Regions from separate parts of the Mus musculus genome. Here region 1 is linked to region 2. A link is a loop called in an ENCODE intact Hi-C map of the cell type or tissue named here. Cell type or tissue: heart. All regions are shown on one strand.

Evidence for each region. A loop is a pair of places that touch in the nucleus more often than their neighbours do. Peaks named below come from ENCODE experiments on the same cell type or tissue, not always from the same donor. Only the 100,000 strongest peaks of a DNase experiment are listed, where the experiment ranks them.
Region 1: a loop joins it to region 2, with 5 times the contacts of the local background. A loop is called at or near these places in 15 of 42 quality-filtered maps.

Annotation. Positions count from the first base shown.
Region 1 is chrX:136,312,647-136,320,646 of GRCm38, forward strand. No RefSeq gene overlaps it. Among named protein-coding and RNA genes, the nearest start is that of n-TAtgc2, 41 kb to the right of the region's middle. In heart, no CTCF peak of the experiment used is centred here; no DNase peak of the experiment used is centred here.
Region 2 is chrX:136,029,421-136,037,420 of GRCm38, forward strand. Arxes1 (adipocyte-related X-chromosome expressed sequence 1) reads left to right here and starts at 3,947. Exons shown (of 1, transcript NM_029541.3): 1 at 3,947-5,526. The coding sequence starts at 4,086. The coding sequence ends at 4,628. In heart, no CTCF peak of the experiment used is centred here; no DNase peak of the experiment used is centred here; H3K4me3 peaks cover 506 bases.

The sequences.
Region 1 (8,000 bases), 280 kb after region 2:
GTAAGCAGGGATGCCTTCTGCCAATTCAAGAGGTTCTGTTTGGGAAAATTCAGGAGAAACATAATGGAAAACTATGTTCTTTTAGTGGCCATGTATATGCATCAATAAGTGTAATTTTAAGACTTAGAAAAAGGGAGCATAAGTTATCAGTTACAATAACATAGGGCACCAAGGAAATTAGCAATCCGGCCCATGTGTGGAGGTCAGGGCACAACCCTTGGGAGTTGGTTCTCTCCTTTCTCCACAGCAGCAAATGCTTTACCTGCTAAACCATGATGTCGGCCCAATAACTCAGTCTCTCTGAGCAGTGCAAAGGACACGACTTTACCATCTTTGATGAAAGTTATGTATGAATATTAACCCACACTCATCCGAATAACTCAACATAATAGTAGCACTAGCAATAGAAATGTTACTAATATACAGTAGTATTGGTAGCTTGCTTGTTATCTAGCACTAAGTGATAAGATACACCAAAACTTCCTAAGGACGTATGAGAAGGAGGTATTGCTGCCTAACTTTAAATTTATATGGGAACTGATGCACCCAAAGGGATTTATCAGAATGGATTTGAACACAGTTTATGCTGCACCATAATAAATACCTCTGAGTCTCTCTGACAATCAAAGTCCCTATTGTCACCATTATAGCAAACAAACTTTCTGTAAACAAACATCTATTTGCCTTTCAGAAACTGAGCAGAATTCTCCCAATTGTCTGCATTCTCTTCTAGGAAGGTAGCCTGCAATAGAGTAAGCGTTTTACTTTTAGAGAAAGAGAGAGATGGGGTGGTTTGTGCAAGCAGTTTCAGAGTGGAGGACTAGGCTGCAGGCCGCTGTTGCCACAGTAACCTGACGTCATCAAGGTGACCAATAACAGTTTAGTTAGATCTGCAAGGGTTTTGCTTCTGCGAACATGTTTTGATTCCACAATTTGCTCAGAGATCTGCTAGTAAAATGCACCCTGGTACACCTATTCAAATGACTGATTTCTTTGGTTGCCTTAAGGAATTTTACTTTCAGGGACAGGCTAGGGCATGTAAAAGGGCCAGGTGGAAGTGTTATAAGTTTGTCTAACAATCCTAGCATCGATATTGCCCTAGAAACCTGATATCTTTATGGCTACCAAAATGTCTTTTAAATAATCTGGTTTGATGAGCATCGTTCTGCCTCTAAAAACATACTTTTCAGTTCTGTGCCCATTTCACTTTAAGGGACAATTCCTTAGGGTACCTAAACGGTGAAAGGTGCTTTGTTCTCAGAAACAGAAAAAGGCATAAAGAGGCGGGGTGGTGGAGGTGGGGGGGGAGGAGTGGGCACACGGAGGCATTTCCGGTTTCACCAAGACCTCCTGCATCCAGTTGCCATAGAAACCGGACTCCTTTCTGAAGTCCTTGCGAATGTTTTGACAACATGGTTTGACAAGGACCAAGAGGCCCTTATTTGAAGAATGGGCTCCCTCCTGCCTTCTCTCTGGATGCCCTGAGGTGGGCATCCTTGAGAGGTGGAAAGAAGCAGGGATCACTATTCTAGGTGAAGTCTTTACAGCTTTGAAACTAGGAGGCACAATGGCTCAAGAACAACAGAGATGCGGGATCCTGACCCTAAGTGCTGTCTTGGACTCACTTTCCATGTTGAGCAGGGTTTGAGAAAGAATAGGACATGGTAGAGGTCTCTGAGCCCAGCTTCTCCCTTTGTGAAATGGGGCAGAGCACTAGAGAGGGCAACCACAGGGTCACTGATGCTGTCTGTCAACACCAGCTTAAATAGTAGTGAGCCCAGTGTATATCTCACATGGATGTTAAAATACACATGTTTTAAATTAATAATGCTGTATAAATTGCCTTATTAAAATCATGCAGAGCTATTGTCTCTTAAGAAATGAATCTCAATATATAATCATTACTTCACAGGCATAACATTTTTGGTTGTGTAACTATCTTCAGTATCTCTCCTAAGATCCTGTCCCTAGATAAGTGTAATATTGGTGTTACCATTTGGTTCATTTTCCAGAAATATTATGATATGAAAGATAAAAGACAAAAATGTGAAGTATAATCACAAGAGTCTTTGTTAGGTGGAACTTTGGCGATTTGATTTGGATTATCTCATCTATAGATTTATGTTGAATTTTATCCTCTTGTTTCATAGACCAGTGGTTCCTACTTTACTTGTCTTGCAGGGTTGTAACTGAACCAAGGCCTTCAGCTTGCTTGGCAGACATTCTACACAGAGCTGTATTGCCTGCTCTGTTCAATTCCCCTCCTCCCACTTCAGTCAGGATCTCATTTGTGGAATTCCCCAGCCTCAGCTTCCAAATGCTGGGATTACAGGCTTGGGGCACCACACTTGCTCTCTTTGTTTACCTGTTGATGGAATTTTGTGTTGCTGTTCGTCAAACTGCTATGAGCATTTGGGAATGGTAGCAAAACAACATTGTGACATTACCACTTACATTCTAAGAAACTGCAAGTTCTGCTGGACCTCACCACTGAGTTAATAATACACCTTGAGGTCACTTAAGACTTAAGACAGCTATCCTGTTGTGTACTGAGTCTATTTGTTTAACCTACGTTTCAGAGCACAGTGCAACAACAAACCTTACTTACCTTGGACTTTTGCCATGCAGTCAACTTTTACAAGCTAAACCAATGCATAGCTGTAATCTTAAATCACATCTTTACAGTTCTGTGCCCCTGACCTAGATTAATGCATTGTTCACATATTATGCTAATAAATGCTAGAAATAACAAATATAGATGGAAAGCAAACTCACCACCTTACAAAATAAATGCCTGCCATGAATGTTGCAGACAACACACTGATATTATTGGATAGTATTAGTCTGCTCATGTGGGTCAACTGGAGTCAGTATCTAAAACCCTTGTTAAAAACCTCAAAGATTTCTGTAAAGTACCCCTCATTCCTTTCCCATGTGACTCTTTTTGATTTGTTCAATAGAAGAAAACAAATCCTTTTGTAGGGACACATAGTCACACAATCACACACACACACACACACACACACACACACACACACAGAGAGAGAGAGAGAGAGAGAGAGAGAGAGAGAGAGAGAGTGAGAGTGAGAGAGAGAGCACTCAGGTAACACAAGAATGACAAGACACAGGGAGAGAAGTGAAAACACTAAGCAGATGCACTTTAAAAAAATTTTTTTAAAAGGGAAACCCACGCATTATTAGGGACTCTGAGTTTATCATTGAGTTATTCAAAGGGATGCAGACAGTAAGTCTTTTCATGTAACCCTGCTTTTCCGCCCTCCTAGCTTCCTTTCCTGTGCTATCATAAAAACACTCTGACAGAATCATTTAGGACTCTTCACTGGACTCAGAATTCCGGCTTACTATCCGTCATGGCAGGGAAGTCCGATGTTGGGGTGGGGGTGGGAGTGGGCAGGAATCTGAAGCAGAAGTCACATCCACAGTTAAGGGCAGAGAGGGTAGGAACGCATGCACGCGTGGGCTCAGCTTCCTCTCTCCTTGTTTACACAGTCCAAGACCCAAACCCAGACAAGGAATGGTGCCACCTGACTTTAGGCTGGAACCTCCCATTCATGTGAACATGAAGACAGTCCCCCACAGGCAGGCTCACAGGTCAACCAAATTAGACAATCCCTTGTCAAGACTCCTAGATTGTGTCTAGTTGACAATAAAATCTAACCGTCATATCATCTATGTTAAATATTCATCGGGGTGACGACTAGATCATATTGTCAGTATAAAAATAAGGTGGTTAGAGCCGGGCGTGGTGGCGAACGCCTTTAATCCCAGCACTTGGGAGGCAGAGGCAGGCGGATTTCTGAGTTCAAGGCCTGCCTGGTCTACAGAGGTGAGTTTCAGGACAGCCAGGGCTACACAGAGAAACCCTGTCTCGAAAAACCAAAAGGGGAAAAAAAAAAGGTGGAACTCCTAATTTCCATGTGGTTATTCCAGCTTTCATTGAATTTCATCGCCTACAGCTGGCGGTGCTTGCAATAGTGTGCATTTTCATTTTGACCACTGTTATGGGAATGTGCTCGAATCTTATTGTAGTTTCCATTCATCCTTTTCTCATGATTAGAGAGATTGATCATTATTGTTTACTTATTTTACATTTGTGTATTTTTAGTGTAGTGTTTATTTCCATTGTTACCATATTTCAGTTGTGGCTTTTCTATTTTCTCATTGATGCTTGCGAGATTTTCTGTATATCAGACATAAATGACAAGGTGCACAATATTCAAATATTTCTCCTAGCCATAGGCCTTTCTTATCATTTTATCAACCATCTTCCCTAGTTCTTCATTCTTTGACTGTAGCTTTGGTGTCGTATCTGTGGAATCCCTACCTTAATCCCAGTCACAAGACAGTTGTTGATTGTCCTTTCCACTACACAGCATTTAGGTCTCTTGACCATCAGTTGTCCAAGGAATCAGGCATGGTAGCAGAGGCCATGACTCCCAAACTTGGGACAATGTGGCAAGAGGAGCATAAATGTGTACGAGTTTGGTCCTACGGCCAATTTGAGGGCTGGGAAGAAACCCATGTCTCAAAGAAATCATCTGTTCATGTGTTTTGTTTATGAGAGTGTGTTGAGACTCTTTGTGTTTCTTTGATATGAGTGTGTTTTCCTTTTCTCGTTGTGATATGGGATCTCATATACCTACCTCATGCATGCTCGAACTCACTGTGGAGTCAATAACACCACTGGACTCCTGACTGTCTTCCATCTGACTCACAGGTGCTGGGCTTGTGGGCTTGTGCCAGCATGCCTACGTACCTGTTTATCTTGAGGATGGAGCATACTCTCTTGACAACTGTAGGTTCATAATGACTTTTCACATTAGGAAGTATTGTTTCCACTTTTTCTTTTTTCCCAGGATTTGGGTCCTTTGTAGTTCTATAGGAATGTTTAATCAGCGTGCTAATTTGCTTGCCAATTTCTTCTAAAAGGTGGTAGGATTTTAGTGGGGACTCACAATGAATCTATAGATTAATGCTGAAAGCTTAGCAATCATAACAATAGTGACTTATAAATTACAAAGACAGTATATATTCTATTTTCTCTCTCAGCAATGTCTTCTATTGTTCAGTACATAGGCATTACACACCTGTGTCTACATTATTCATATTTCACACTTTGATACCGCTATACATTATACTGCTTGAAATATACTATAATTACTATATTTTAAAAGCACTGTCAGTAGCCAAGTGCATAAAATGCTTTTGAGGAATGCTTTTAGTTGAGAGCAGAATAGAAAACATAGTTGATGTTTAATCTGCTCTGTCCACATTTGCAGTCTGTGTGAGGAGAAATTCTATTTGTTACCCAAGGAAAACAATGCAAATGATTTTTTTCTTACCCTAATTTTCCCCTTAATCCCACTTTGACTTTTAGCTGTTCTTTCATTCGTATTCTTTTGTTTTCCATAGCCTTATGGTTCTTTTAGTTGACGTTTCAATGCATCCTTTTTCATTATCTCTGTATGTGGAGGTTTAAATGAGCAATGTTTCCCTGATTTGGTTCCTGCTTGGTGGTGCTCTGTTGGAAGGGAGGAGCCTTTAAGAGGTGGAATGTAGCTGAAGACAGGTACATCACTTGGGTGAGCTTTGGACTTTTATAGCCTCACTCCACTCCTGTTCTCTGTGCTTCTTGAGTGTGGATGCAAAAGTGCTCAGTCAGGTTCCTGCTCTTGCTATCACACATGCTTCCTCCCACCTCCCTGCCCCCAATATTATAGGGTCTATTCCTCTGGAACTGGAAGTCAAGACAAATGCTTCTCCTCTAAGTTGATGTTAATTGTGCTGCTTTATCACAGCAGCCATTAAAACGGTGCATGTAAAGCTCAACTATAGCTCAACTATGCCAGGCACAAGCCTTTTCCCCAGCACTTGGGAGGCAGAAGCAGGTGGATCTCTATAACTTCAACCAGGCCAGCAAGGACTACACAGAAGACTTTGTCTCAAAACAATAGTTGGAATACTCTAGCCTCAGACACCAAAACTGCCTGTTTTCATCAATGTTCTTATTTTCCACAATCTTAATTTGTATTCTCATTTGTGTCCAAGATCTAATACCCTCACATGGAGTCACTGATCACACACGTTCCGGGTCCATAAGGAAATTATGTTGCCTTGTATCACAAGAGTTTCATATGCCTTCCTATAGGGTTGCCCTTGAGGTTAGGTGATGCAGGTCTTTTTATTGATGAATTAATTATCCCATGCTTGATTTTTGCATTGAGAAGAGCATGTTATTTTTATCTACAATTGTTAATGAATTTTTCTATATTTTTTCTTATCCTTCTTGTAGTTTTGCTTCAATCAATATTTTGCTGTGTGACTGGAATGTAGGCATGAACCACTAACATTTTCCCAGTGAATTTAGACCTGCCATTATTTTATGTTCCAAAACCACTTTTATTGCATTTGGTTTTAGTTTTTTTCTTAAACATTAAGATTATAACCCCTGATTTCTAATTATTGTACCTGGATGGTATGTGCTTACTTAAATTTAAACATTCAAGCTAATACTTGGATGCGTTTGCTTTGGGTATACGTCTTGAAAATAATTTTATATTCCATTTCAATAGGCAATAAGAGCATATTTATTTCTTAGTAAGTTATATCTATTTATATTCTTTACACTTATTTATTTGTTTGCTTAATTTGTGTGTCTGATGGGGGCATACATGGTCTGCAGTCCACATGTAGAGGTCAGAGGACAACGTGCAGGAGTTGTTCCTCTGCTTAGATCATGTGCATCCTGGGGCTACAACTTAAGGCATCAGATGCAGTGTCAGGCATCATTGTACCAGGTACCCCATATACATTTTAATATGATCAATATATATGGTCATTTGGGTTGAGTTCTGTCCTTGTGTTTATAGATTCATAATTAATATACATAGGTGTAGAAGGTCTTCCACTAGGCTTTGTATTTTATTGTATTAATTTTTGATTCTGGGGATTGTACTAGGGTCAAGCCCATGCTAGCCCATGCTAATCCTATTCTCTGACACTGAGATATTCCCGCTAACCACAGGAAAGCCATTTTACTTGCTGTGTGTTTTAAAGTAGTATATAGTGCATTATTCCTCGTTATGGGGTGTTTTTTCTTATTTTTCTTATTTAAATGCATTTTATATATCAAACATATTAATAATATTGATTATTTTGAAAATCAAATAATACATAATGGGGTGGTTTTTAAATTAACTTCTCTTTGTGCAGTGGTTATCACATTCCAGACCTTCAAAATGCCTACTAAGTGGTCTTTCCTACCACTAACTTTCATTCCTAGCAAAACATTCACTCTTAAATTGTTACTAAATCTATCTACTTATCTATCTATCTATCATCTATCTATCTATCTATCTATCTATCTATCTATCTATCTATCTATCTATCTATCTATTGTGGGCAGAATGTGCACATGCCAGAACACATGTCTAGAGGTCAGAGGACAACGTGTGTGAGTCAGTTCTCTACTTCCATCATGTGGGTTTTAGTTATCAAACACAGGCCAGCAGGTCTATTAGATAAAAGCCTCTGCAGGCTGGGTCATATTGCTGCTAGCAATGTCAACTTCTTCCTAAATGTGATATCTTCACTAGGAAACGTCTTAGTTACTAATACAGAGATATCAGGCGGTGAAAATGGGTACTGTTCATAAAATAATACACATAAATGCACGCATACTAAACTTCCAAAATAATGTCAAATAATAATTGTGAAGATTGAGAATTATATACTTGGTTACCCTAATGAATTAAGTAGGCCATTGCTTACAAATGTGATTTCAAGGTAGGTGTGATAGCGCACACCCATAATCCCAGTACCTGGGAGACAGAAACAGGAAAACTGTTGTAACTTAGAAGCCAGTCTACAAAGTGAGTTCCAGGGCAGCTAGGGCTACATATCAAGACCTTGTCTCAATAACAATATTTAAAAATATGATTTCAGTTTTCAAAGTAATGTATGTAAAGAACACATTTCAT
Region 2 (8,000 bases):
AAAGCAGGCTTGCTCAGAAGAGACCATCTCCAAGGGTTTTGAAAGGAGAGGACTTGAGCTGAGCAACTCCTTGCTATCCCTGTAAATACATTTATCAGGTAAGTAATTGCCATGCCAGGGAAGGCAGGATATATATATAGTAAGGCAGGAATTGGTTCCTGAGTGAAGCACCTGTACCTGAGGAACACATCAAGAACGAAGGATAGCAATTTTTACTGGGATTGTGATGAGTCTTTAGATTAGATTGGAAAAAATTAACATATAAATAATCAAAGTCTTCGGACACATGAACAAGATGTGCCTCCCAATTGACTGATTTAATTACTGGAGCAACATCTTGTAGTATTTAATATACAGACATAACTTCTTGTACATAGATAATCCACACAAGTGCTTCATATTTTGTGGTGATTTTTAAATGACAGTATTTCAAAAATACAAATACAGGCTATCATATATTCCCCAAAATGTTAGTGAACAAATATGCAATAGTTATTGTTCAAAAAAACTGATACAAAAAATGGTTAGAAGCACAATTCTAGCTTGTGAAAAGTACTTTCCTGCTTAACATCCATTTTCCTATACATTCACATATGTTTCAAGAAGTCATCAAAAATATACAGGAACTAGGGATCAAAATGCCAGTTTTTATTTGTTGACAATCTATAGAAAAATCAGTTTGTTGAGAGAACATAGAAAAGTCAGCTTTAATTAATATATATGGTTCAAAATTAATCTGTTGAAAGGTGTGGTTTTGCTTCTTCACCTCTCAGTAAATTTACCATAATGCATCCTTGGAATCTTGGGTGGTGAGAAAGACAGGAAGAAGGATATATATATATATATATATATATATATATGTGTGTGTGTGTGTGTGTGTGTGTGTGTGTGTGTGTGTGTGTATACACATATAAGTATATATGAATTTGTGATCATATGAACATATGTATATTTATGTTACTGGAGCTGCTAGGAATGGTTATCATGAGGAATACTTGAAATTAACTAACCAAATCATGCCATTTGCCATTCTTACTCAGATCCTAGCACATATTAGAAATCAGATTACCACCATTGTTATTTTCCCAGCTTTCCTTGGACAGTGTGGTTACCATGACAACCCAGTGCTTGCTGTGGAAACTGATGCGGTCTATGCTTTCACTTATGATTTATGCCTGAATCACTTATCACTATGGTGTTGTCATGTGTTGCTTTTCTAATTCAGATTTTTCTTCTAAAATTAATACTTGACATTTGAGATGTGATAGAGATTTTTCCTGCCCATTTACTCATTTATAATATGTTGGAGTCAATCTGACTCAGAGTCACATTTTTCTCAGAAGTTACCACCTTTGGCTATTGATGCATATATATGTATATGCATATATGTGCTAATTTTTCCACAATTTAGCCAATAAATGCCCCTTCAAGATAGTCTCAGTGTTAAGTTGATTTCTTCACAGAATTGCTTGAGCATATTATTTGCTTTCTAAAACATCTGCTTATCTGTACAAAGGAAGTAATGCTACCCACCTCAGAAGATAGCTTTTAAAAATGTCTAAAACTAGCAACTGACAGTGTATGGTATGTAGTTGCCCCTCAGCATATGGGACTTTCTGGCACTTGACCTGCTTGATTCAGTCAAGCAATATCTTTAACATCATCATGGACTGGCTACATAGTAAACAGGAAAAAAGCCCACAGATCTGTTAGGGGAGTCTCCGTTCCATTGTTCGGTGTGTAGGAAGAGTTGTGGGGTAAAGCTGGGACAAGAAAAAGCATCACTGTACAGCTTCCAGTGAATCGAGTCTGCCTTTCCCATCTGCTCGCTTTTATCTCTATTCCACATGCTTTCTCCCTTCCCTGTCTTTTACTATAATAGTCCAGAAAAGATGGTTAATGTGCAGTGCAGAATCTGAGGCTCAGAGTGAAGAAACAAGTCTGATGTAGAGTTAGTAGGATCGGCTTCTGGAGAGATTCTGTCCCCATTATGGGGACACTTTTAGTAAAACACTACCCAATCCACAAGTCTCCTCCACACTAGCAAGTAACAATTCTGAACATACCTGAACAAGAGACACTCTGAGGTTGAGATCCTACATGGGAAAGCATCCTATTGTCTCAGGGGGAGGGAAGGAGTTCTTTAAAGTAACTATCATCAGGTGGTTCAGAATTCCTAGAACTCTTCGTTAAATTTATGATACTTAAACCTGTGCTGTTTGCCATAGGCAAGGGTGAAGATTCTGCTAACTAGAATCAGGTTAAAGGAGTAAGAGTGAAGACATCAGAGTTCCATCTTTAGGGCACTACCTGGAACCAGTCCCTTCTAAACAAAAGGATAAGAATACCAAGCCTTAGGCTGGAGAGATGGCTCAGCAGTTAGGAGCATTGACTGCTCTTCCAGAGATCCTGAGTTCAATTTCCAGTAACCACATGGTGGCTCACAGCCATCTGATGGCTTCTGTTGTGTCTGAGACAGACAGTGTTCTCACATACATAGAAAAGGAAGGAAGGAAGGGAGGGAGGGAGGGAGGAAGGAAGGAAGGAAGGAAGGAAGGAAGGAAGGAAGGAAGGAAGGAAGGAAGGAAGGAAGCTAATCCTTTTAATGAACAGATCTACTCTCTAGAGTTTACTGATCCCAGGTAGGGAAGAACCTGTGTTCTCAGGGCACTTGGATAAATTTCATCAATAAAAACATTCCAGTTGTCCCAGAACTCTGCATGGTGCCATTAAATTAGTTGGGTTAAAATGTTGACAAAAGAAGTCAGGATTTTTTCCAAGTGTGGAACCTTCCCCCACTCAAATCTTCTGCTGGTGCTTATTAAACTCGAAGAATAAACTCTTTTGAATAAAAAAGACAAAACAAAAAAACCCATGGAATTGAGGTGGGTAGATTTCAGCTGATTCTGATAGTCACTGAGTTTTGAAAAGCACTGATGTCTATTTGCAACAAGATCTTTTAATATCTTAAATAATTTAGTGTGTTTTGTCAGAGTTCTCAGTTGTAAATTTTCTATCTTCTCTAAAGTGTCAGTAATTCTTTCAATTTATTAATAATCATTCAGTAATGAATATACAGAACACTGGCTTAGGCACTGGAAAAGTAGCAGAAAGAAGACAGAAAGAGGCCACTGTGCATTGGCAAAACTGGGTAAGAAAACAACTAACCAGGCAAGTTATATGGGGATTTCTGTGTGAAGAAAATAAACAGAAAACAGTTTGAACAGGGGATTACATGGAGTTGTCACTGAAAGCCTTTGCTGGAAGTGGCCTTAGAACTGAGTCCTGAATGCAAAGAAGCCATGCACAGACAGGCCAGGTCTTGGTGCGCTTGGACTGTGTGTGCTCCAGCTAACCCAGGAGCAGAGGACAGCAAGCCCACTGGCTGCAGCCTGGCAGACAACCATCAGGATGGTAGGGGGTGAGGGGTGGACAGGGCAGATGCAGCAGAGTCTGGGCCTCCTCTGCCACTAAGACTGTATGCTGAGGGCGGAGGATCCCAGCAAGGGGGGTGACATGACCTGTAGGGAATGGCTGGTCTGTGTGTAGAGAATGGACTGCAGAGGCAGGATTAGCCTAGTGTGGGGGAAAGGAAGTCCAGGCATCAGCAGCCTGTTGCAGAAGGCCAGGGGAGGGGCTAGGATGTATGGAAGCCATGATGCAGCAGTGTGCAGAGGGAGAGGGTTCCCTGGCCAGGGCTTTGTGTGCCGGGGCAGGGGCTGTGGTTGGTGCCAGGGACCTTCCGTGACTGTGTCTGGGTGTGAGGGTGAGACAGTTCAAGGCACCGCTGGGCTCATTCAGCCAGGCTGCGGCTTTCTATGAGATGCTCCAAGTGCCTTAGACTCTCAGCAGACAGTGGTTGTAGGGTTAACTAGTGGCTTGGGGCGGGGGAGGGGGCAGGCATCGTGGGCGGTGCGCGCTCCAGGGACGCGTGCGCGAGCCCGGCATTCCGCGCGAGCCAGAGGAAGGCAGAGGGACCGCGGAGCGAACTGCACGCCCCGTGCCGAGCCAGCCAGCCAGCCAGCCAGCCAGCGAGCGCCGGTGGAGCCCGCGTGGAGGGAGCCGCCGATTGAACACCCTGCAAGATGAACTCCCTGCTGTCCCGGGCCAACTCGCTGTTCGCCTTCACGCTGAGCGTCATGGCGGCGCTCACCTTGGGCTGCATCCTCACCACCGCCTTCAAAGACAGGAGCGCGCCCGTGCGCCTGCACGTCTCCAGGATCCTGCTCAAAAAAGTGGAAGACTTCACCGGACCCAGAAAGAAGAGCGACCTGGGCTTCATCACCTTCCACATCTCTGCGGATCTGGAGAAGACTTTCGACTGGAACGTCAAGCAGCTCTTCCTTTATCTGTCGGCAGAATATTCCACCAAAAGCAACGCTGTGAACCAGGTGGTCCTCTGGGACAAGATCCTTCTGCGAGGCGAGAACCCCAAGCTGAACCTGAAAGACGTCAAAAGCAAGTATTTTTTCTTTGACGATGGACACGGGCTCAAGGGAAACAGGAATGTCACTTTGACTCTCTCCTGGCAAGTGATACCGATTGCTGGGATCCTGCCTCTTGTGACTGGATCTGGACGCGTGTCTGTCCCGTTTCCAGATTCCTATGAAATAGCCACGACTTTTTGAAGAATTCTCTCTGCATCGGAAACGGGACATCTGTGGACCTAAGGAATCATAGTTTAAAACTGTCAAGAAACACGTGCTGTAACAATTTATGTGTCGCATTCCTGCATGCCTACACTGAATGTGATTTAGAAGCAGACGTTTGTTCACCTCGTGTAAAGCATGCTTGATTCCTTGGGGGGGGGGGGACAGTTAATATCGTTTGTTAGATACCATAAGTGGTGGAAATAAAGTGACTAAAGACCGAGTACATGATGATTCTGTAAATCACTGTAACACATTATTGATATGCCGACTGTCTGAGAAATATGGGTCTTTCCAGGTTTTTCCTCCAAAAGTTTTTCTGTTTTACATTTTTTTGAAAAAAATTAATGTTTTAACCATTGTTAGTGAAGGTTGAAAACGTTTGCATGACTTTCCCATTGAGTTTCAGTCTGTATGCTTACTACCACTAGGTGCTAATTATGTACAGTTCTCCACAAGTCTCCATTTTAATAAGTTTTGGAGTAATATTAACACTCATCGTTTAATTTTTTTCATTTACAAACTCTCTTATATGTTATTGTATCCTATTGCCAGCAGTCTCGGGATGTATATAATAGAAACATGGGCTGTTTGCAGATGAACACTGTGAACCCCTGAAGCTTGGGGAATCATTTCAAGCTTAAATAGCTAGCAAAAAAAGTGGAGTCTAACTTTGATCTTGGATATTCTCATTCCCTAAGTTTATTCCACCCCTGATACCTGAGATGACATCATAGGAATTTCATGTGTAACTTACATTGTATTTTTGTAACCCTGAAACTCTCTGTTTTGATGTTTCTGATCTTATGTAAAAGTAGCTTGTGTTCAAGTTGTGTTAAAAAAAAACTTCTATAGGAATAGATCTCCTTTCACACTCTGTGTGTTTGCTTCCTTTATAGTGGAAGTTTAGTGAGAGGCTCAAAGTGGGATGGAGCTCAAGGGGGAGGCCCCAAGGCCTGACACTATTACTGCAGCCATGGAGTGCTAACAAAAAGGGACCTAGCATGACTGCCCTCTGAAAGACCCAACAAGCAGCTGAAAGAGTCAGATGCAGATACTTGCACCCAACCAATGAACAGAAGCTGCTGACCCCTGTGGTTGAATTAGGGAAAAGCTGAAAGAAGCTGAGGAGGAGGGTGACCCTGTAGGAGGACCAGCAGTCTTAAATAACCTGGACTCCCAAGATCTCTCAGACACAGGACCACCAAACTGGCAGCACACACCAGCTGATAGGAGGCCCCCAACACACATACAGTAGAGGACTGCCCAGTCTGGATTCAGTCAGAGAAGACTGGAGGCCCCAGGGAGTTTAGAGGTCATGTGGGGTGGAGGGCTGTGAGGACATCCTCATGGAGACAGGGGAAGGAGGTGTGACATGTGGAACAGTCAGAGGGTGAACCAGGAGGGGAATAAAATCTGGAGTGTAAAAAAAAGATTAGTGCACACTGCTGCAACCACTATGGAAATGAGTGTGGAGGCTTCTCAAACCCGGAAATTTCACTGCTCTGTGAGCCAGCTATACTATTCCCGAATACGCTCCCAAAGGACTTTATTTCCTACCGCAGAAACACTTGTACATCCGTGCTTGTTGCTGCTCTTTTCACAATAGCAGGAAATGGAATTAACCTAGATGTCCATCAGCAGATATGAATATGTAGTATATAGGCACACTCTAATTTATTCAGTCATAAAGGAAAATAAAAAGACAAGATTTGTCAGGAAATGGATAGAACTGAAATATATTAAGTGAGCCATCACAGGCAAAACAAAACAAACACTACATGTGTTTTATCTTTATGGCTGAATACGTTAGATTGCATATATGGGTATACACAATGGGTATATGCCCAAAAGAGCTCTTGGCTTCTCGGTTTCACATGTATGTACTTGAGGGGTGGGGAGAGATGAATGTAGGATGTGGATGTGGATGCCAAGTGAACAGAAAGGGACCCATGAGAGGAGTAAACAGAGACTTTAAAGAAGAGTGATAAATATGGTAACAAAACATGTGATGTAAAAGTAGAATGAAGAATAATGAATGAGAAAGGCTTAGACAGAGGTAGGGGGGACATGGAAATTGGGGAGACGGAAAGGGTGGGAGGATAGTCAACCTAAACTCTGTATGAAAATGGCATAAGAAAAACTGGGTTTTCTTTCTTTAAAAATATATATATATATAGATAGAGTTTATTCAGGGCATGGGGAGGGGAGCTAAGAGGGCAGTAGAGGCAGAGAAAGACAGACAGGGAGAGAGTAGAAACAAGCCACGACCATGCGGAGAGAGGGGGAAGGGAATGAGGAGAGAGGGGGAGCAAGGGGGCAAGAGGCAAGAGAGAGAGAGAGAGAGAGAGAGAGGCAAGAGAGGAGCAAGAGGAGAAAAACTTTTTCTTTAGCATTCCTTCTAGGCTCTGCCCCACAGTAACCTGGCAACAGGTGTGCCTGACTCACTTACTCTCTTACCCTCTCTGTCCCCATTCCCCTCCCCCCTCTACAGGCTCCTGACTGGCCTCTCCTTTCACTTTCCTCTACTCTCTGTCTCTCTCTTGGCCTTTCTCTATCTCTACTCCCTCCTCAATTCCCCTCACCATGCCCTAGATAAACTCTTTTCCATACTGTATCTGTTGTATGGCTGGTACCTCAGGGGGAAGGGATACCTCAGCATGAGCCCACAAAGGAGCCCCCTTCCACTCTATCATCCTGCGCTTCTACCAAACATATCCCGGCTCTTTCTCTTTTATAAAACACAACACTTTTGTACAATAGTTAAAAATAAAGCAATAGTTTTACATTCTCTCATATGAATATATTCCTAATTGCACATGCTCCAACAAATATGGATATAGCTGTACAGTTCATGGAGAAACATGTGGGATTGAATTTTCCAACTAACATAAAGGTGTAGCATCATATATGCTAAGCCGGATCTGGCTTCTGTTTTTTTGTAAATTTGTATAAACATATACAATATTTAAATTATATATTTTTATTAAATACATAATTAAATATAGTAAATAATTTAAATTATTTTGGACAAGTTAACATAAATGGTGGTCCTTTCATACCATCTTTTGTTTGGCATATTTACAAAGGTTGGAACAGAACAACACTTTAGTAATGTGAAAATAGGAAGACCAGCAAGGACAACACATAATTCATATAAACTTAAACTTATTTATATCATGTATACCAATAAGAATGTTTAACTCTAATACTTCTATACAGGTACTAGACATGCAAATGTTAAAATCTGCAGTTACCTAATCTTATACTCTGGACTTTTTTCCCTTGAGAAAAACATGTACAATCAACCTGTATTCTTCACCAGACCCTGACACCAGTTTCACAGATCAC